3 separate regions of the Homo sapiens genome follow, and regions 2 and 3 are each linked to region 1. A link is an interaction called in ENCODE POLR2A ChIA-PET data of the cell type or tissue named here. Cell type or tissue: OCI-LY7. All regions are shown on one strand. Links, peaks and the distances in the headings refer to the core of each region. The heading gives the core; the rest is flanking DNA. Region 1 overlaps FNIP1 (folliculin interacting protein 1). Region 2 overlaps LYRM7 (LYR motif containing 7). Region 3 overlaps FNIP1 (folliculin interacting protein 1).

Evidence for each region. Peaks named below come from ENCODE experiments on the same cell type or tissue, not always from the same donor. Only the 100,000 strongest peaks of a DNase experiment are listed, where the experiment ranks them.
Region 2: POLR2A ChIA-PET joins it to region 1 with 5 read pairs; 2 of 35 experiments call an interaction of 5 or more read pairs at or near these places.
Region 3: POLR2A ChIA-PET joins it to region 1 with 8 read pairs; 4 of 35 experiments call an interaction of 5 or more read pairs at or near these places.

Annotation. Positions count from the first base shown.
Region 1 is chr5:131,643,961-131,651,622 of GRCh38, reverse strand. FNIP1 (folliculin interacting protein 1) reads left to right here. Exons shown (of 18, transcript NM_133372.3): 17 at 4,418-4,533; 18 at 6,860-7,662. The coding sequence ends at 6,938. Among named protein-coding and RNA genes, the nearest start is that of RAPGEF6, 13 kb to the right of the region's middle. In OCI-LY7, for the core only: CTCF peaks have their summits at 4,250 and 4,453; a DNase peak (open chromatin) is centred at 4,452; H3K4me3 peaks cover 1,513 bases; H3K27ac peaks cover 1,999 bases.
Region 2 is chr5:131,193,921-131,201,582 of GRCh38, reverse strand. It overlaps LYRM7 (LYR motif containing 7), which reads right to left. Exons shown (of 5, transcript NM_181705.4): 5 at 1-2,052. The coding sequence ends at 1,982. Among named protein-coding and RNA genes, the nearest start is that of LYRM7, 27 kb to the right of the region's middle. In OCI-LY7, for the core only: no CTCF peak of the experiment used is centred there; no DNase peak of the experiment used is centred there.
Region 3 is chr5:131,736,723-131,744,384 of GRCh38, reverse strand. The region is part of intron 2 of FNIP1 (folliculin interacting protein 1); the gene reads left to right. Among named protein-coding and RNA genes, the nearest start is that of FNIP1, 56 kb to the left of the region's middle. In OCI-LY7, for the core only: no CTCF peak of the experiment used is centred there; no DNase peak of the experiment used is centred there.

The DNA.
Region 1 (7,662 bases), core at 3,237-5,736:
GGTAAGATTAGATCTTGAGGGTGGGGTGCTCTGATGGTATTAGTGGCCTAAGAAGATGAGGAAGAGAAAGATTGTTCTGTCTCCACCATGTGAGGACACAGTGAGAAAACAGCTGTCTGCCAGCAGGAAGAGAGCCCTTACCAGAACCCAACCATGCTTGCACCTTGGTCTTGGATTTGTAGCTTCCAGAACTGTGAGAAAATAAATATCTGGGGTTTTTTGTTTGTTTGAGACAGTGTCTTAATCCCATCACCTGGGTTGGAGCACAGTGGTGCAGTCTTGGCTCACTGCAGCCTCAACTTCTTGGGCTCAGGTGATCCTCCTGCCTTAGCCTGCTGAGTAGGAGGAACTACAGGCACGTGCTACCACACCTGACTAATATTTTGTATTTTTTTAGTAGAGATGGCATTTTGCCCCATTGCCCAGACTGGTCTCAGACTTCTGGGCTCAAGTGTTCCTCCTGCCCCAGCCTCCCAAAGTGCTGAGATTACAGGCATGAGCCACCATTCCCAGCTATATATCTGTTTTTTTTTTTTAATCCATCCAGTCTATGATACTTTGTTATGGCAGCCCAAGCTAAGACAGAAGGGGTTGTGTACATGTCTGTATGTTCTGATTTCAGCAGCCAGAATTTTTGATCATGTGTAGTATAGTCATGCAACATCTCCCAGCTTTGTGTAGAATGCCAGTACATTCTGGATCCTCATTGTCATGTCAGGACTTTTATTGATCTCTTTATAATACTGGTAACCTCTTTCTAAAGATCCCATTTCCAACTTTCAAGGTTCTTTCTTTCACTTATTAGGAGAACTATAACATACCATAGTTAAAAAGCTCTGTAGTTCAAGATGATAAAGGATATCTATGACAAACCCATAGCCAACATCACACTAAGTGGTGGAAGACTGAAAGTATTTCTCTAAGATTAGGAAAAAGACAATAAGACCCACTTTCCCTACTTCTGTTCAACATGCTACTGAGAGTTTTAGCCAGAGCAATCAGGCAAGAAAAATACAAAAGACTTCAAGATTGGAAAAGAGGAAATAAAATTATCTCTGTTTGCAGATGACATGATCTTCTCGTACATAGAAAACATAAAGATCCCACAGAAAACTGGTAGAGCTAATAAGCAAATTAAGCAGATTTGCATAATACAAAACCCATAAAAATAAGTTGCATTTCTATATACTTATTCGAACAATGAACACTCTGAAAAGAAAATTAAGAAAACAATTCCACTTACAATAGCACCAAAAAGAATAAATTACTTAGGAACAAATTTAGGGAGACAAAAGACTCCCTTGTACACTATAAGGTATAAAACATTATTGATAGAAATTAAGGACATATATAAATGAAAGCACTTCCCATGCTCATGGATTGAAAGACTTAATATTATTAGGATATCATTACTACTCAAAGTTATCTACAGATTGAATGTAATCCCTATCAAAATCCAATTGATATTTTTTGCAGAAATAGAAAAACCCATCTTAAAATACATTAAGAATCTCAAGAGACCCCAAAGAGATAAAACAATCTTGAAAAACAACAGTGTTGGTAGATTTCACATTTCTTGATTTCAAAACTTATTACAAAGCTACAGTAATCAAAACATTGTGCTACTGGCATAAGGACAGGTATATAGACCAATGGAATAGAATGGAGATCCTAAAAGTTAACCCTCACATATAAGTTTAGTTGATTTTCAACAAAAGTGCCAAGACCATTCAACAGGGAAAGGAGTCTTTTCAACAAAAGATGCTGGGAAAACTGGATAGCCACATACAAAAGAATTATGCCACGTACAGAAATGAACTCCAAATGGATCAAAGATTTAAGAGCTAAAACTATAAAACTTACAAGAAAACCTAGGGGATAATCTTTGTGACATTGGATATGACAGTGACTTCTTGAATTTGAAACCAAAAGCATAGGTAACAAAAGTAAAAAAATAGATAAATTGGATTTCATCAAATTAAAAACTTTTGTTTATTAGCTATCAACAGAGTGAAAAGACAACCTATAAAATAGAAAATATTTGCAAATCATATATCTCAAAAGGGATTGATACTCAGAATATATAAATAACTCCTACAACTCAACAGGAAAAAAATAATTGAATTAAAAAATGGCAAAGGACTTGAATAGACGTTTTGCCAAAGAAAATATACAAATGGCCAATAAGCACATGAAAATATGCTCAACATCATTAGTCATTAGGGAAATGCTAATAAAACCACAGTGAGCTGCCATTCAATACCTGTAAGGATGACTATGATAAAAAGAATCCACAAAAAATAGTAAGTATTGACCAAGATGTGGTGACCTTGGAACCCTCATGCATTGTTGATGGTAATGTAAAATGGTGCTGGAGCCGTGGAAAAGTTTGGCTGTTCCTCAAAAAGTTTAACATTGTATATTACCATATGATCTATTAATTCCACTTCTGCGTTTATACTCAAAACAATTAAAAGCAGGGATTCAGGCAGTATATACTCTTGTTCATAGAAACATTATTCTCAATCGCCAAACGTTAGAAATAACCCAAGCATCCATCAGCAAATGAATGGATAAACAAAATGTGGTATAATATATACAATGCAATATTTATTCAGCCATGAAAAGGACTGAAATTCTAATACATGCTACAACATGGATGAACCTCATAAGCATTATGCTAAGTGAAATAAACTAGACACAAAAGGACAAATATTGTATGATTCCACTTATATGAGGTACCACAAATAGGCAGATTCATAGAGACTGAATCTAAAATAGTGGTTACCAGGGGCTGCGGGTAAGAAGAGAATAAGGAGTTATTGTTTAATGAGTACAGAGTTTTTGTTTGAGATGATGAGCACAGAGTTTTTGAGATGATAAAATGTTCTGGAAATGGATGGTGGTGATGGTTGCACAACATCGAATGCTCTTAGGACTATATAATTATATACTGTAAAGTGGTCAATATAGTAAATTATATTACATATTTTATATCTACATATATTCTGCAGTTAAAATTTTCTTATGGCATTATCAGCCTAAAGCATTGTGAAAAAACATACACTATAAAACCACAACCATTTGGTTGTGTTTTACAATAATAAAGTAGATTTTTATTAGGAGCTTTTAATAACTGATTTTCATTGGAAAGGAACACTCTGTATGAATTTAATGTTTAGCACCTGAAACTTCTGTTTTTTCCTCAAACATGTTTAGCATCAATTCACATGATAAATCACCTATTTTAGTAAATTGAGCAAGTTAATTGACATTAAACAAAATGTATGTGTTTCAGGTTTTTTTTTTTTTGTAACTTTTGTCACCCAGGCTGAATTGCAGTAGTAATCATGGCTCAATGCACCCTCAAAACCCCTGGGCTCAAGTAGCTAAGACTACAGGCACGTGCCACCATGCTCGGCTAATTCTTTTTTTTTTTTTTTTTTTTTAATTTTTGTAGAGACAGAGTCTCACTGTGTTGCCCAGGCTGATCTCGAACTCCTGGCCTCAGATGATCCTCCTGCCTCCACCTCCCAGAATGTTGCGATTACAAGTATGAGCCACCATGCCCAGATGTGTTTTAATTTTCAGTCTTTCAGCTTAGAAATTGGGGAACCACATAGCATTCTTTGTGAACTTTTGCAAACTGTTTTTTATTCTCCACAGGAGAATACATCCTTTCCTATGTAAATACATTTGAAAAGTATTAATTTATAAAAATTTTATATTTATCAAATTTGAAATAAAAACATAGTGAAAAAAGTTTTGGAAATGGATAGTAGTGACGGTTGCACAACATTCTGAATGTACTTAGTGCCACTGAAGTATATTTAAAAATGGTTAAAAAGGGCTGGACATGGTGGCTCACACTTGTAATCCCAGAACTTTGGAGGCTGAGGTGGGTGGATCACCTGAGGTCAGGAGTTTGAGACCAGCCTGGCCAACGTGGTGAAACTCCATCTCTATTAAAAATAGAAAAGAAATTAGCCGGGTGTGGTGCGCATGGCTGTAGTCCCAGCTACTCAGGAGACTGAGGCAGGAGAATTGCTTGAACCCGGGAGGCGGAAGTTGCAGTGAGCTGTGGTCGCGCTTTGCACTCCAGCCTGGTTAACAGAGCAAGACTCCATCTCAAAAACAAAAAACAAACAAAAAATGGTTAAAAGGGCAAATTGTATGTGTATTTTTGCACAGTTAAAAAAAAAAAAAGACGCTGTAGAAGCTAATCTTTGATATGAGCCAGAAAAAGTTTCACTTCTCTTTTTAGCTAAAACTACATACTTTAAAAATGTGCTCCAAATTTTAGTTCATATTGAAATAAACAAACAGAATTGTCAAAAACATTATGTTTTGGAGTTTGCCATGACTGAGAGTTGCAAACTGTTTTCTGACCTGGTTCTTGGTTCCTCCCTAACTGCAGTGTGTAATGCATCTTGAAGACCGGTTGCAGGAGCTATACTTCAAAAGTAAAATGCTGTCTGAATACCTGAGGGGGCAGATGCGTGTTCATGTCAAGGAGCTGGGAGTGGTTCTGGGGTATGTTAATGGTTTCTTTTTTGGCTTTGCTTTCATTGCCCTGTCATCAGGCAAGGAATTTTCCTCAGAATTGCCCTTTTTCCTTTTACGTGTCTTCTCCTATTAGAAGCTGGAGGCTGTTATCATTTAGGTTGCCCTGTACCATGTAATAGCAGGTTCCCTGTCATCCACTAATCTGAAAGGCATTATCCCTTGTGCCATTACATACAGTAGGTTGAGAATATAATCACAGTGAATTAAAATCTGAATTTTTGTCTCAGAAACATAAGTACATACTCATTTATTAAATATGTTGCAAACTCATTATTCCAAGTATCTGCCCTGCCTTCCACATGAGCTGGTTGAGGTAACAGAAGTCTGTAGATGGTAATACGTTATCCATATATTACTCCTTCCCCCCCATTAACTATATATTATATCTGTCTACTCTGCATTATTCTCTGGCAGAAAACAGTTATCAAAAATGCTTACTGAAGGAGGAATGGGAAGTTGGTAGGGGGGGCATAATATAGCCCTATTTCATTATGTTCTGTGGTCACTTTTCTTGTGTTCTCTGGCCACTTTAGGTGGGTTCATATGAATTATTTCTTGAAATGCCATTAAAGAAAGCAAAACAAGCTAGAACTTTTATCTAATTTGGCTTTTATGATGGGAAAAGAAACCAATATCACTGAGAACCTACTGTATGTCAAACCACATGAAAATTTTTTACTAGTGTTATTTCTTCATTCTTACTATCATCCTGCAGTGTGTAGGCAGTGTTATCCAGGTTGGAAACAGATGATTCTGAAGTTAACATGCCAGATGTCACACACTGGTAGGACTAATTAGGGATTTGAATGACTCTATATCTTTTTTACTTTAGACCCTATTTATATTCTGTAGTACCACACTGTTGGTCCAGACTTGATGATTTTGACTTGAGTTATACAGAGAGAATTGTTCTCCAGTATTTGGAAAATCAGTAACAGGATATAACCTTGTTTTTCTGGGGAGTGAGCTGTGTGTTTAATGCCTTTATGTAAAAATATTTAAGACAAGTTTTAAAAAGTAACATAAATGTAACCAAAATTCACAGTGCATTTTGGCATACAATGAAAAGTAAGTCATTGTCTTCTTCCCCCAACTTCCAACCCCTACTCAAACACTGTTAACAGATTGTTTTGTAGAATTTTTAAATGAATATTATTTAAAAATCTAAGTTGAGTTATACTCTTGTGTCCTTGTACAACTTGCCTTTTACTATATCTTGAATGTTCATATAAGCACAGAATAATCTCATTCTTCCTAATGGCTGTCTAGCATTCCCTTATATGTTGGAATTTAGATTATTTTTAGTTTTTTGCTACTATAAACCAGTGCCAGACTGAATATAAGTCTCTGACATTTGTAGGATAAATTCCTTGAAATAGAATTTTTGGTTAAAGGGCCTGTATTGATAGATAGTTTGACAGATTATACTGAATACTCTCCAGAAAGTTTCAAAATGAATTCCCACAAACAGTAAGAGGCACTCTTCTCAGTACTGGCTATTACCAGATTTGATCTTTGCTAGGCTACTATCTAAAAAATGGTATCTGATTTTATTCACATTTCTCTAACCATGAGGGAGTCTGATTAATATTTTCTATGTTGGTTGGCCATTTTTCTTTTCCTATAAATTTGTGGTAGGATGTATTTTGAAGTAGCTCCCATTACTTCCAATACATCTTATTATAGAAACATTTGAATCCAAAACAATCTGGGTACACATTATTATTCTTTGTTTTTTTTTTTTTTTGAGACAGGGTCTTGCTCTGTTGCCCTGCTGTTGGTACATAGCTGACTTCAGCCTCAACCTCCCAGGCTCAAGAGATCTTTCTGCCTCAGCTTCCAGAGTAGCTGGTACCACGGGCACACACCACCATGCCCAGCTAGTTTTTAAAATTTTTTTGTGGAGACAGGGTCTCATTATCTTGCTTAGGTTGGTCTTCAACTCCTGGGCTTAAGCGATCCTCCCAACTAGGCCTCCCAAAGTGTTGGGATTACAGGCACGAGTCACCTCACCCAGCTATTATTACACTAGATTGCAGTTGTTAGTCATTGTGCCATGCCCCAGTTCATGTTCCATCAGCATGTCATTGAGACACTTTTCTACGTTTATGATGTTGTTACTCGTATCTGTAGTTCTGTGTTTTATTTACTGAGAATTTTTCCTTTCGGCCAGAGTGGCCTAGCTCCTTAACCGTTGAGGTATAGTGACCTTACAGTTGGTGGTCATTGCCTGTAGAGTTCATGTCCTCAGTACAGAAAATCAAAACTGACATTTTTTTCCCCTTTATTTCAGGATTGAATCCAGTGATCTTCCACTTCTGGCTGCTGTAGCAAGCACTCACTCTCCATATGTTGCACAAATACTCCTTTAATATACCTAAAAATTGTTAGAAATTGGTGGGAAAATAGGTAGAAACCAAGGAAGCAGACACAACATGCATTTATGGAGATTCTTTTTCCCTTTTAGACTTCCATCTGAATGAGTCAGTCACCAGGGTATTCTGCATAGCATTGTATATTCTGTGTATGTCAGATGGCTTTTTCTTTTTGACTGGACTTTTGGGTGGTGGTAGATTTTTAAACAAATGAAATTAAAGCAACAATAATTTTGAAGCATTTGAAAAAGCCAAAGTGTACGGTAGAAATTTCTACAAAATGAATATTATCAAGAGTTTCATGTGATCACTGCAGTGTTGTCACAGCTCATAAATAGCAACAGTGTCTCATGATTTAATGGCTCAGAAATAGTTATTCATTAGTTTTTAATTTTTAATTTCTAAGGTACAGAGATCTATAAAACCTTGATTATTTGTTAGTTTTGCAATTCAAAACAGCTAATGTCTGGTTATTTCTCAAAGTAAGTATTTTAAACAGCCTGTTAATTATAAGAAACTCAGAATAATGAGTGTAAATGTGTTATGTTATCCACCCAAGTGTACATATGTACCTATTTTTTTTTAAAAAGCAGAAATAGAAATACAAGACTGGTAAACATGCCTTTAAAAATATATATATTTTCAACTAGTATTGTCTATAATGCTGAAATATTACTTATTGGTGATTTTTCTGTTTCACACACTCTAAAATATAAGTAAA
Region 2 (7,662 bases), core at 3,463-5,962, 450 kb after region 1:
CACACCTGGCTAATTCTGTATTTTTTTTAGTAGAGACAGGGTTTCCCCATGTTGGTCAGGCTGGTCTAGAACTCCTGACCTCAGGTGATCTGCCTGCCTCGGCCTCCCAAAGTGCTGGGATTACAGGCGTGAGCCACTGCGCCCAGCCAGGAACTTTCAGGAACTTTATTGTGTAGTCTTATGGCATGAAAGTACAATATCATATCTACCTATCTGTATCAATATATCTTTTTTTTTTCCTTTTTCCTTTTTTTTTCTTTTTTTTTTTTGAGACAGAGTCTCACTCTGTCCCCCAGGCTGGAGTGCAGTGGCACAATCTCAGTTCACTGCAACCTCCACCTCCCGGGTTCAAGTGATTTTCCTGCCTCAGCCTCCCGAGTAGCTGGGACTACAGGCGCCCGCCACCATACCTGGCTAATTTTTGTGTTTTTAGTAGAGATGGGGTTTCACCACATTGGCCAGGCTGGTCTCGAACTCCTGACCTTGTGATCTGCCCGCCTCAGCCTCCCAAAGTGCGGGATTACAGGTGTGAGCCACAGCGCCCGGGCCTATATCAATATATCTTAAAATTTCTAAGCCACTATCTTTAATAAACATGTGAATTATTAATCTCATCTGCTACTAATAATGACTATAAGAAAGAAATCTGGAGTTATTTAAATTAATATGAATGAAAAATGGAACAGGGAATTCAGGTTAAAGAAAAAAGCTCAGTGATAAAATATTCAATAACACTAAAATATAGAATATATATTAAATTTAAATAACGTCAGCCAACTTTCCTCAAAATATGTCATATAGACACTAAAATAACTGTAAGTCAGCACATTTATATAGTGATTATATACTGCGATGACATTCAGCATTCTCTTAAAAGGGCAAATTTCAAATTTGAAACGACTTTCATTTTTCTCTAGGTATAATTTCTAGATACATAACAATGCTTGCATTGAGAATCTTGCAAAAATTAAAAACCCTGTATCATCATCAAATGAGAGAATTTATCAGTGAATGGGAGAAAACATACTATTCACTGAGAAAATAGAATGGCAAAGATACACAGATAAAAGAGAAACAAGAAGAATATTAAACAGTATTTTACAGTTCCTAGTGTTAGATGGTAGAATGCCAGGACCTTTTGTGATACTGCCCATCTTGTCAAGGACAGGACATGTGGAAGAAGAGAAGCCATTTAAGTTTCATTAATTAAAACGATGAGAATGTAGCCACCGATTACATTTCACACTAAAGTCTAACTTTGTCTAAATACAGCTAATTCTACTAAGGCCATATTAAATAGTTTGATCAAGGGCCACTATTTCCTCTTTAAACTAGGATTTCTTTATTCCATAGTGACCCTAGGTGACTATAATATTTTATTCATCTATTTTCAGAAAACTGATAAAAAATGTCTTCATAAGAACACAGAGATACTCTCTATCTCTAAAAAGAAACTGTACAATTATATATTAGCTACAGAAATAATCCCAGTGCTTTAGAAAACAAAGGCCACTTTCTGTAGAGAGCTGGCATACACTGTGATTTTTTTGACCAATTTAATATTTTTCAGGACTAAATATCATTTTAATCTAACAATTTAAATGTAATAATTGCATTTCACATGGCAGGAAAACTCACCAATTTGTAAAAGCACCACATTCTCAAATAGCTATGGTAAGATCAAATACTCATCAAGGTCAAAGATTGAATATATCTCCCTAAGCATTTACTTTGCTTTATGAAATTTGATTTTCAATGAAAATGAAATGTTTTCTTATCTAATTTCCTTTAGAAATACTTAATTATGTTCTTTAGTTCTCAGTAATGACCTTTTAACATGAAATTTAAATATGAAGCTATTCTGTAATTCATTCATTTTCAATATGCCAGTTCAGGGAAAATGTCTGCATTTCCAGGACTTTTGCCAGAGTTGTAGATTTTAAAGTTAAAAAGTACAAAGACTTGTTGTATTCTAGAAAACTCATTGCTTCTGAGTTGGTGCATCACAATATGGCACATTTTCTACAAGAAGGTCTTTCCTAGGGACCAGTTCTGAAAGAAAAAAAAAAAAGAGAATAATTAACATCACTAAAATTAGAATTAAATGCAAGGACACTCATTTCCCCCTAAAATTTAAAATAGTAAAATATCCAGTTTTAAGATAAATCTTCCAGGGATATTTTATTTCAGTTGATATCTAAGGTGGCATCCTTGACTCTAATTAGAATTAATAGCATTCTCATTTCAGATTATATAAAAACATATATGATCCACTTAACCCTTTATCATTAAATATAGCAAATCAAATAACTGAAGAGAATTCAGCTAAAACTTCTATTATTGGTCATTTAATTACCAATTACTGATAATGAAAACAACTGGAAATTTTGCTTATACTATCTACTATATGAAAAGCAAGACTGGTCTCCTAATTTAAAGATTCTAAATTTTAAATAACAATTGTTCTTAAAAGAGGGTGTTTTGTGTGGTCATATCAACTGGAGAATGCTACTGGAATTTAGTGGGCAGGAGCCAGGGATGCTAAACCTTCTGTAATGGGTGGAACAGTCTGGCATAGTGAAGAACTGTCCTGTCAAAAATGCCAATAGTGCCCACATTGAGAAATATCATAAAACAACAACAAAAACCTGTTGAGTCCTAGGTAAGACATCTTGCTGGAGTTAAGATAAAGCTCTTAAGATACAAATTTTTGGCCGGGTGTGGTGACTCACGGCTGTAATCCTAGAACTTTGGGAGGCTAAGGAGGGATGATCATTTGAGGTCTAGAGTTGGAAACTAGCCTGACTAACATGGTGAAACCCCATCTCTACTGAAAAAAAAAAAAAAAATCAGCTGGGTGTGGTGGTGCATGCCTGTAATCCCAGCTACTCAGGAGAATGAGGCACAAGAATCGCTTGAACATGGGAGGCGGAGGTTGCAGTGAGTGAGCCGAGATGGTGCCACTGCACTCCAGCCTGGGGGACACAGTGGCAGTCCACCTCAAAAAAAAAAAATTCCAAATTTTTGAGGAGATACATTGATTTCTTCTTCTTTTCTCCAGAAGAGCTGAACCTAGATGAGCTATCAATCAAAAAATGCTTGCACGACCTTCTACAAAATAACCTGCCTATACTTTTCAAAACATCATGGACATGAAAGACGAAGAAAGACTGAAGGACTGCTCTAGATTAAGGATACCTAAAGAGACATGATGACTACATGCAATGTGTGATCCCCAATAGGATACTGGTCCACAGGGAATTTTTTTTCCTTTTGCCATAAAATACATTATTAGGACAAATGGAAAGATTAAATGATAGCATTGCATCAATATTAATACCCTGGTTTTGGTCATTATATTGCAGTTACATTAGAGAATGTCCTTGTATATTTAGGAAATACACACTGAAGTATCTTAAAAAAATATACTCTAAGGTATTTCTCCAGGAGATCTAGACCCAAATGGGCTGTCATAATTCTAAAAATGTTCATTTGGGGTAAATAGGCATTATGTCTGCAACTTACTCTCAGAAAGTTCAGGAAAAAAAAATGAGGGAAACACAATAAGGCAAATATGGTAAAATGTTAGCATTTGTAGAATCTGGGTAAAGGAAATTCTCATACCCTTCAACTTTTGCACTTTTTTTGTAAATCTGAATTATTTCAAAATAAAAAGGTTTTAAAAATATATATATTTACACACACACACACACACACACACACACACACACACACAGTGGCCAGATGCAGCGGCTCATGCCTGTAATTCTGGCACTTTGGGAAGCTGAGGTGGGAAGATTGCTTGAGGCCAGGAGTTTGAGACCAGCTTGGGAAACACAGCGAGACTCTGTCTCTACAAAAAATTGTTTAAAAATTAGCTAGGCATGGTGGTGCACACCTGTATTCCTAGCTACTCAAGAGGCTGAGGCAGGAGGATTGCTTGAGCCCAGGAGTTTGAGATTACAGTGAGCAATAATTATGCTACTGCACTCCAGCCTGGGAGACAGACTCTCTCTCTCAAAAAAAAAAAAAAAAAAAAAAGACAGAAGACAACACTAAAACAAATTCAACCCAAAAGGCAAACTGAATATTTCACTTAATTAAGAAAGAACTGGTCTGACTAAGAATAGTGCTCTTATTAGCCAGATGATAAATTTGGCTTACTGAAATGAAAACCAGTTAAATAAGTATTATTTAACCATTGTTTATATCTCACTTGCTTTTACCAAACCTATGGAGATTTCATCAGAGAATAAATTGTAGTGTGCATTTTAACTTGTTAACAATGGCAATAATTTGTTTCACTTATCAAACCTATATGTGCCTATTTCATGCTAGACATTACATCAAGAAATTAAGATATGAAGGTGAATATATAATAGTCTCTTCAGCTTCCAGAAACTCACAATCTAATGGAAAAGATAGCTAGATAAACAACAAATTATAGTATAATGTCATGTGTTACAAAAGTGGAACAAGACTTTTATGGGAGAATGGAAAAATAAATGGTTAAATATACCCATATCACTTTAGAGTATGTTCAGTTCTGAATAACCAAAGTCCAAAAGCTGGTTTAAATAAGTAAGAGATTTAATTTTTCTCACATTATCAATAAATACAGATTAAAGGACAGGCATGGTGGCTCATGCTTGTAATCACAGCACTTTGGGAGGCCGAGGTGGGCGGATCACAAAGTCAGGAGTTCGAGACCAGCCTGGCCAACACAGTGAAACCCTGTCTCTACTAAAAATACAAAAATTAGCTGGGCGTGGTGGCAGGCACCAGCTACCAGGGAGGCTGAGGCAGGAGAATCGCTTGAACCCAAAGGCAGAGGTTGCAGTGAGCCGAGATCGTGCCACTGTACTTCAGCCTGGGCGACAGAGCTAGACTCCATCTCGGAAAAAAAAAAAAAGAAATACAGATTAAGGCAGTTCTGGGCTAGTGCTTGTCCTTAGTGATACTAAGGACCCAGGCTCTTTCTCTCTTCCTGTTCTGCTACCTTCCATGAGTGGTTTTGTCTTCACTGCTGCTTGTCATATCACATCTGCACTCCAGATGGGAAGAAGAGAGAAAAGGGCAAAAGGAGAGTGCCAGCTCAGCCTGCTCCTTTTAAACAGGAAAACAATGACTTTCTTGGAAGTAACACCGAATAGACACGGTTTATATAGACCAGAAAGGTGTCACATGGTCTGGAAAATAACTTTTTTTTTGCTTGGTACATTGCACCCTGAACACAATTTCTCAGTTAGTAAAAAAGAACAGGAGAAGCCAAGCACGGTGGTTCACACCTATACTCCTAGTACTTTAGGAGGCCGAGGTGGTTGGATTGCCCGAGCGGTAGTCCCAGCTATTCAGGAGGTGTGAGGCATGAGAATCGCTTGAACCCGGGAGGCTGAGGTTGCAGTGAGCCAAGATCGTGCCACTGCACTCCAGCCTGAGCGACAGAAGGACACTCTATCTCCAAAAAAAAAAAAAAAAAAGAACAGGAGAATAGATACTGGAGAGGCAACAAGCACAACCCCTTTGGCTATGCAAAATGCATATAAATCCTTCTTTCCATCTGTAGCATACATCCACTCACTACCTGTCCCCTCAGGTCTCATCTAGACTGAAATCAAGGATGTTTGGTTACAGTGCTAGTGTTTCCATTAGGTCCTGCTGAGCCTCATTGTTCTAAGGTGGAGATACTGGGGAAGATGCCCTTCTTTGGGGCTTTAAAAGCTTTCATAGTCTACTTCCTGGTGATAGGAGTTTAGGGGCCCAGGGGTGGCCTTAAGAGGTGAAAAGAGCTAGCCAGGCCTGGAGTTTCTTGGCAATACAATTCACTCAAAAACTTTATAAGCTTCAAATTGGTTTCCAGTCATTTCCATGCACAAGTAGCCACAGAAAAATAAGGATGAAGACTGTCATCCTTTGGTAGCAGCCTCTACGTTCTGCCCATCTCCTTAACCCTTACCTTAGGGGCCACTTCTTAAAGCAATGAAGAATAGTAAGTTCCAGTCAGTAAATGAATCATATATCTAATCTTTGTCTGGAAGAATGAGAAAGTCTTGAGGCATCGATCTTATTTCATGTTACAGCTCAGAATTTCCCTGCTTGTACTGGCTTTAGTTTTAGTGGATAAGAACAATTAGCATTTTTAACTCTCCAAGGCTCTAAATTATGGGACTCTTAATCAATTAGACTCTAGGCTGTAGACAGAATTGTGCCTTTTAGCAAAGTAATACTTTTTTCTATCTCTGCTTTGTGGGCTAGCTTAATCTGCATTCAACCTCTTTTTCAATTTTATTTATCATTATTATTATTTTTTGAGACAGAACCTTGCTCTGTCTGTCGCCCAGGCTGGAGTGCAGTGGCTGTGATCTCGGCTCACTGCAACCTCTGCCTCCCATGTTCAAGCAATTCTCCTGCCTCAGCCTCCCGAGTAGCTGGGATTACAGGCGCCCACCACCATGCCTGGCTAATTTTTATATTTTTCAGTAGAGACGGGGTTTCACCATGTTGGCCAGGGGGCTGGTCTCAAACTCCTGACCTCAGGTGATCTGCCCACCTCAGCCTCCCAAAGTGCCGGGATAACAGGTGTGAGCCAGCGATCCCGGCCAATTTTATTTTGCCTAACTCATATCACCAGGAAGTGGACTATAAAAGCTTTAACTGTTGGTCTTTGTTACTAGTCACAGAAGCAGCCTCTGGCTGCTTAGAAGCTGGAAAGGCATTAAACAGGTTGTTTCAAATTGTCCAGAACCAGGCAGGCTTGAGACTAAGCTTCCAGAAACAATGACCAAAGCCATACCACAGAAATAGGCTAATGATAAAAACTGCTGCTCTCTCGTGGGGTGCCAGAAAAAAATGCTGCCATTTTTACCCTCATGGAACACAAGATGCTACACTTCGGATGTTGCCAGAAACTCAACCTTACTATGTCTGCTCTTGCCACCATACCAATGCTACTTCTCTTCTCCATGAGGAACTTGATCCTGAAACCACTGATGCTACTCCTGCCAGCAAAACAGATTCTGTGCTGAATACAAGTGAGTGTGCTTCACCTAATCAAACGCCTGTGCCTGAGCTACAAAGGAAACAGAGGAACTTAAATTCTCTAGGTTCTGTCTTAGGGATTTAGAATTCAGGCAGATTGGAAGTCTTGAAACAAAGCAGCGTTATTTGAAGAGTAGTAAATTCCCAGAAAACCTGTCAAATATCCACTATTTTACTTCTTTACCCAATTCACCTTATTGGATAATCTTTGGCATCAAAAGATATTTTACAACTGAATTCTTCTGTATTCATTAACTGTTAACACTTTAATTAGGTCAAATGCACTCCAACTATATTTATATGCTATATACTGTTTTTATTATAATTTTGTCTTATAGATTGTAAAATCCCTGACTTTGCTTTCCACATTAGATACTGAGTACTATAACAGCCTTAGTTTGTTGATGTTGCCAGATCTTTAAAAAGGAACTGCATTGAGATCATGGTTTATTTCCTGTACTTCAGGCCCCTGAAACGCCTTATCTACTCTGGTCATATTAGATATATCAATAAAAAGCAATTTCTTTTTTTTTTTGAGACGGAGTTTTGCTCTTGTTGCCCAGGCTGGAGTGCAATGGCGCAATCTCGGCTCACTGCAACCTCCGCCTCCCGGGTTCAAGCGAT
Region 3 (7,662 bases), core at 2,137-4,636, 94 kb before region 1:
GCTTAGGAGTCATAGAATTGGAGACAGTCAAGCAGACAGTTGAAATCCAAGGCTAACTTAACAAATGTGATAAGCATGACTTCTTTGTATTTAGACTGCTGACAACAGCTCAGCAGAACTTGGCTGAGGCTGATTTTTTTTTAATTATCTCGATTATTTTTTATTACTTTTTCAGCAAACATTTATTGAAGTTTTTTTTTTTGTATTTGATAGTATCCTATTGAATTTCAACATATGCCTCTCCCTTACTCTTAATTTTGATTAATGCTGTTCATTTTGTGTTTGTTCAGCTTTTCTCTTTTATGTTAAACAGCCCTGTAAGAATCCACTCATGCTGTTTTTTGAACTCTCCCTGCATACCTTTTCTGGGACGATGCTTCATTAGTCTCATTAATTTCTCTCCTGCGATGTATTCCTTCATCCCTCTCAGCTTTTCTCTTTGCTTGGAAACATTCACAAAGCTGCTAAAATAATTTTTCTTTACTTTTTCCTTCAGGTTTGTGTTTGTCTAGTTCAGGCTACTATAACAAAATACTGTAGACTGGGTGCCTTAAACAAGAAACTTTGGTTTCTCCCAGCATATTTGAGTTTTTTGTGAGGGCTGTCTTCTGGGTTGCAGACTGCTGACTTCTCACTCTACCCTTTACATGGTGGAAAGAAGGCAAGAGAACTCTTCAAGTCCTTTTTATAAGGACACCAACCCCATTCATGAGGACTTCGTTCTTATGACCTAATCACCTCCTAAAGTCCCCACCTCCTAATATCGCATGGTGGGTTAGGACGACATATAAATTTTGAGGAGAGACACACATTCAGTCCATAGCAGTGTCCTTCTCTGTCTTTTCCCATCCCTGGCCTCTTCGTCCCTCTCAGTCATCTTTCTTGGTGTCTGTTGGTGTCTCTCATTTTCCCTTTGTCTCTCTATCACTCAGGCTCTCTAGAGTGTCTCTTCTCAGTCTCTCTGTTGGTCTCTCCTTGGTCTTCTCTGTCTCTCGGTGTCTCAGTAGTAATACATTGACTCTCTTCTCAAACTATCCAGTTATTACTCAACTTTCTGAAATTTGCCTATAAACCTACTCTTCTTTTTATTATAAAACTTTTCTAGAAACTCATCAGTGTCTAGAAATCAAACATTGTTGACTACTTCCAGTCTCATTTATTTTATTATGCCTTTATCCTATATACTATCTCCCTTAATTGAAAATTTATCCTCCTTCAGAGTTTATCACAACTTTATGAATCCTTTCTGATTTTCTCTAGGTAGATTTATTTTCTCCTCCATCAGAATTCTCATAATTCTTTACTCATATTCATAGCCTTCTATATCATAGCTGTATTCGTATGTGTATTTGTTACTAGACTGGGAAAAAAACCTTAAAGTAAAAAATTGTCCTGTTACTCACCTTTATTTCCTACACTGCACATTGCCTTACATGTGGTAAGTACTCAGGACACATTTTGATCGATTGTAATTACTGTTAGGAAGTTTATTTTCAAAATCCTGTAAATACTCTCCTGAAGATTTTATGTCTTCCTTTTGAACACTACTGTACATATTGAAATACTCATTGTTTGTCCTGGGTTCTATATATGGAAAGAAGGACATTGTGCTGTAAATTTTTTTAAACTTTCTACATTATAATTTGGGTTCATACATAATAAAGACATTATGTTTAAGCATTAGCAGTTTGCTGTATGAAAGTAAATTATTCAGCTTTGCTGTATTTGTACAATATTCTATTTTGCTGTGGTAAATGTTGAAGTAACTTCTCATGTTCTTCTTTCTTAGTTTTAAAACACTTTTCTTAGTTTAAAACAATTTACAAGAGAGAATAAGGACTATAAATATTATTTTGACCATTTAATATACCAAAGCCTTTTCTTTTTTGAGACAGGGTTTTTTGTTGTCTGTTTGTTTTCTTGAGACAGGGTCTCGCTCTCTCGCCCAGGCTGGAGTGCAGTGGCACAATCTCAGCTCACTGAAACCTCTGCCTCCAGGCTCAAGCAGTTCTCGTGCCTCAGCCTTGCGAGTAGCTGGGATTACAGGTGTGCACCACCACACCTGGGTAATTTTTACATTTTTAGTAGAAATGGGGTTTCGCCTTGTTGGCCAGACTGGTCTCGAACTTCTGGGCTCAAGCGAACCGCCTGCTTTGGCCTCATAAAGTGCTGGGATTACCAGCGGGAGCCACTTTGCCTGGCCTATTTACCAAAACTTTTATTGAAAACATTCTTTTTAAAAAAATTAGAACATAATGTCGCCATGAGTTATAAACAGAAAGTCAAGCTTTAGAATGTGAGCCTTGCAAAATTGTTTTACTCTGTTCGCTTTATCAAAAAAGAAATTAAAACATTTTCTCATTTGGAAGCAGCGTCCATCTGTCCTGCTATGTTGCCCAGGCTGGACTTGAATTCCTGGGATCACGCAGTCCTCCCTCTTCAGGCTACTTGGGACAGTTTGTTATCAGCCTGAATCTGAATTTTTGAAAAATATCATTTGAAAATTGCCAAGTAGGAGTAGAAGATAGTAATATTTGGGCTCACTCAATATGTTTGAGTGTATTTAATTAAATCAAAATCCTATTGATTGTTTACTGTGAAGCTATTTCAGCGTTAAAAAATAGTCATTGTAAAAATACTTACTGGAGTCCTTTTAAATGTGTAAGACACATGGCAGTTTTCCTTGTAAAGATTATAGATGATCATAATTCACTTTGAGTACCTTTTATCTGGAGTGTGAGAGAAGGCAATATTTCACAGTGGAATATTGATCCATTTCTGCGTTTGGTTGAACCAAAGAATTGTCAATGAAGAATATAACAGCAGTTTATTAATATAAGCAGATCATTTTTGTATTTCCATGCAAAGCAAACATTGTGTATGTAGAGTATATTTAATGGGTTTTGGGAGAAAATTAGGAAGCTATGTATTTTATTACATTTTAAATTCTATACAAAGTGAACTACATAAATGCTTTGATTATGCTTCAGAAACCAAAGTACTTTGCATGCTCAAATAGTGTCTTATGTAAGTTGAAATAAAATTGTTAATCAGTGTATAGCTTCCTCAGAACTCATTTTTTCAGATCTGTTATATATTTTATGAAAAATGACTGTTGAATTATAAAACCCAATTAAAGTGAATATGTGTAGTGATCTTAAAGAAGTGTTACCGGAAAGGGGTCTGGATCCAGACCCCAAGAGAGGGTTCTTGGATCTTGAGCAAGAAAGAATTCAGGGCAAATCCGTAAAGTGAAAGCAAGTTTATTAAGAAAGTAAAGGAATAAAGAATGGCAACTCCATAGGCAGACCAGCCCCGAGGCCTGCTGATTGTGGGTTTTTATGGTTATTTCTTGATTGTATGCTAAACAAGGGGTGGATTATTCATGCCTCCCATTTTTTACACCATATACTGTAATTTACTGATGTTGCCAGTGGCATTTGTAAACTGTCATGGAGCTGGTGGGAGTGTAGTAGTGAGGATGACCAGAGGTCACTCTTGTCGCCATCTTGGTTTTGGTGCATTTTAGCCAGCTTCTTTACTGCAGGCTTTTTCATCATCAAGGTTTTTATGACTTATGTCTTGTGCCAACCTCCTATCTCCTCCTGTGACTTAGAATGCTTTAACCATCTGGGAATGCAGCCCAGTCGGTCTGAGCCTTATTTTACCCAGCCCCTATTCAAGATGGAGTTGCTCTGGTTCAACATCTCTGACAGAAGAACCTTCCCGTGGTAGAAAAATATATTGAGATATGGTTTCGATATGAACACTAACATAGCCAAATGGATCCATTCTGATTTTATCACACTATTATCCTTATCCTAGACATTGTTTTTATGTCAACAACAGTGCAATGCTATTTCATGAGTTCCCAGTTAAGTTATATGACCATTCACATGTATCAGCTTTCACTGATTCTAAACAAGGATAAAGTTGTACATCAGTAAATTCACATAACTTTGGAAAGATGATTACAGATTTTAAGACATGAGAAACACTCCGAAGCATCGTACAGTGCTAATTGAATAGTTGAGTCTTATTTATGATATCACATTTGCACATAGGATTTGGTTAGATAATTGGATTTAGGTTAATATACAGAAATCAGTAAGCTCAATATATGCAAATAGCTTCCAGTTTGAACACATAAAAGTGAGACATTCATTTAAAATAGAAATTAAAATGACAAAGTTGCCTATGCATACACTTAACAAAATCTGTAAGTTTAGAACTTTAAAAGTCTTCTTAAGGGACGTAAAAACGTACCTTAACAAATGGAAAGGCTAAACATATTCCATGGCAGTAGTCAATGTTATAAAGTTGTCCAAAGTGCTTTGTAAAATAATGCTATCACAGAAACAATGTTATCCTTATTTTTGTGTGTTTGGGGTGGGGGTAGTGTCTGGAACTAAATAGTGGATTCTAAAGTTCAAATGGAAAAAAATTAGCAATGATTGGTTGGAAAACTGAAAAAGAAGGGCAGTGAGGATGAGCCAGTCCTATCACATTTGAAAATATACTGCACAGTCTCAGTATCTAAAACAGTGTTTTTTTTTTTTTTTTTTTTTTTTTGAGCTGGAGTCTCACTCTGTCACCCAGGCTGGAGAGCAGCGGCGCAATCTCAGCTCACTACAAGCTCCGCCTCCTGGGTTCACGCCATTCTCCTGCCTCAGCCTCCCGAGTAGCTGGGACTACAGGCACCGGCCACCACGCCCGGCTAACGTTTTGTATTTTTAGTAGAGACAGGGTTTCACTGTGTTAGCCAGGGTGTTCTCCATCTCCTGACCTCGTGATCCACCCACCTCGGCCTCCCAAAGTGCTGGGATTACGGGCGTGAGCCACCACGCCTGGCCAAACAGTGTGTTATTGACACATAAATAGGCAATAGACTAATGGAACAAAATAGAGGATCAGAAATACATCCAAATACGTTCAGGAATTTTGGTATATGATTAAGGCATCATCTTAAATGGTGTTGAGACAATTAGCCATGTGGAAGAAAGATTAATTTAGACTCATACTGTTACTACTTACTATTATTATTATTTTAAAGATGGCGTCTTACTGTTTTATCCAGGCTGGTCTCAAACTCTTGGGCTCAAGCATGAGTCACTGTGCCCAGCCTTAATTTGGATTCATATCTTACAGTGTACATCAGGATGAAACCAAGTATATCAAACATTTAAATATAAAAATATAAAACTATAACATTACAAAAGAAAAAATGAGGGAGTTCCTATATATCTGTGGAGTGGAAAAGGTATCTCTAGGCTGGGTGCAGTGGCTCACGCCTGTAAACCCAGCACTTTGGGAGGTCAACATGGGTGAATTACTTGAGGCCAGGTGTTTGAGACCAGTCTGGCCAACATAGGAAGACCCCGTCTCTACAGAAAACATAAAAATTAGCTGGGTGTGGTGCTGAGTGTCTGTAGTCCCAGCTACTGGGAGACTGAGGCAGAAGAATCACTTGAGCCCAGGAAGTGGAGGTTGCAATGAGCCAGGATCACGCCACTGCACTCTACCCTAAGTGACAAAGCAAGACCCTCTCCCCGCTGGCCAAAAAAAAAAAAAAGGCCGGATGCAGTGGCTCATGCCTGTAATCCCACACTTTGGGAGGCTGAAAGGCTGAGGAGGGTGGATCACATGAGGTCGGGAGTTCAAGACCAGCCTGGCCAACGTGGTGAAACCCCGTCTCTACTAAAAAAAAAAGTACAAAAATTAGCCGGGTGTGGTGGCACGTGCCTGTAGTTTCATCTACTAGGGAGGCTGAGACACGAGAATTGCTTGATCCCAGGAGGCGGTGGCTACAGTGAGCCAAGATTGCAGTCATGCCACTGCACTCCAGCCTGGGCAACAGAGTGAGACTCTGTCTCAAGCAAAGATATTTCTAGCTATGAGTTAAAATTCAGAAGCCATAAAGTAAAAGATTGACAAATTTGACAGCCAATTTTTTTTCAACTTGCATGATAAAACAGAAAACAACACCATAAGGAAAGTTAAAAGACAGATGGCAACCTGAGAAAACACTTTGACAATTTAAAATGCCAAGTGTTAATATAAAGAGTTCCTAGAAATCAAGAACCACTCAGTAGATAATTGAGTGAAGGACAAGAGCTGAGCGTTGATATACAAATTGATATGACACGTTTAATAAAATCATACGTTTATAAGATCCTCTCCCTTATCCATAATTAAGAAAATGAAAATCAAAACTATACTGAAGCTGGGCATGGTGAGGTGAGAGGATTGCTTGAGCTCAGGAATTTGAGGCCAGCCTGGGCAATATGGTGAGAACTCAACTCTTAAAAAAAAGAAAAGCAAAAAAACCTATACTGAGATTTCAGGTCTTTCCTTTTCTAATGACAAAAACTAATGTCTGCTGATCTGAGGTGGAACAGTTTCATCCTGAAACCATATCCCCACTACCCTGCCCCAGTCTGCAGAAAAATTGTCTTGCACGAAACTGGTGCCTGGTGCCAAAAAGGTTGGCAACCGCTGTTAAGCACTAGGGAATACAGGTGAATAAAAGAAGACATAGTCCTTTTCCTCATGGAACTAAGAATCTAACAGGAGAAAGAGACAGTTAACAGATAATTACACAAATATGTGTAATGAAATGTGTATTCCAAGTATGTCTAATAAAAGTAATAATGATAGCAGCAGCTAACTCACGTTAGCACTTACTATCTTTACATGTAAAGAGTAAATATATGTAAAACAGAAGAGTACTACCATTATTATTCCGATTTATAGATAAAGAGGTTAAAGGATGACAATGTTTAAGTGAATTGCCATGAAAGGACTTCATTTAGTCTAGGGAGATCAAGAAAGTGATATTTTAAGCTTAGACTATGGGGGAAAAATGCGTTAAGAGTTAAGGTGAAAGAGGAAGCACTTGAGAGAGCTGGAAAGACATTCCAGGCTGAGGTAACCCTGTATGTCCAATCTCTGAAACAAAAGTTTGCTAGAGGAAGAAAAGGGACATACTTCAGTTCCAGGACTAAAGCATAAAAACACACCTAAAAGTGTGTACAAAAGGATGCACATACACACACATACTATTCTCCCATCAGCTCCTCAGCTGTTGTTTCTCTACTCCCTCCCATCTTGAAGTCGTGACTTTTCTGAAAGCAAACAGCAGCAACTACAGTGGCAGATGGTCCTGTAATGAGGGGACAAGGTGCAGTCAACAACAATCCCTCATGTAAGCACAGGACTTCTATAAGCAGGAATTGTAGGAAAAAGGGTTCAATTTCTTATTATTTTACTTTGTTATCTCAGAGAAGTGATGCTGTACTTTATGTCTAGCCCACAAAAACAAATACCTTCGAATTATGCAAAAAAAGTTATAAATATTACTGAAAAATACAACTGGCTTTCTATAACTAGGTTATAATTTTTATTAACTTTTTGAAACAATCACAAATAAGTTGCAAGTTCAATACAAAGAACTTTTGCTTTTCTGAACCGAATAAGAGTAAACTGCCTACTTGATATCCCATCAGCTTTGAATACGTCAATGTGTATTTCCTAAAAATATGAACATTCTTCTACGTAACCACAATACAGCAAAAATTCAGGAAATCATTGATATATTATAGCCAAATAATCCTCAGATCCCATTAAAACTTGGCAAGTTGTCAAAATAACATCCTACAGAAC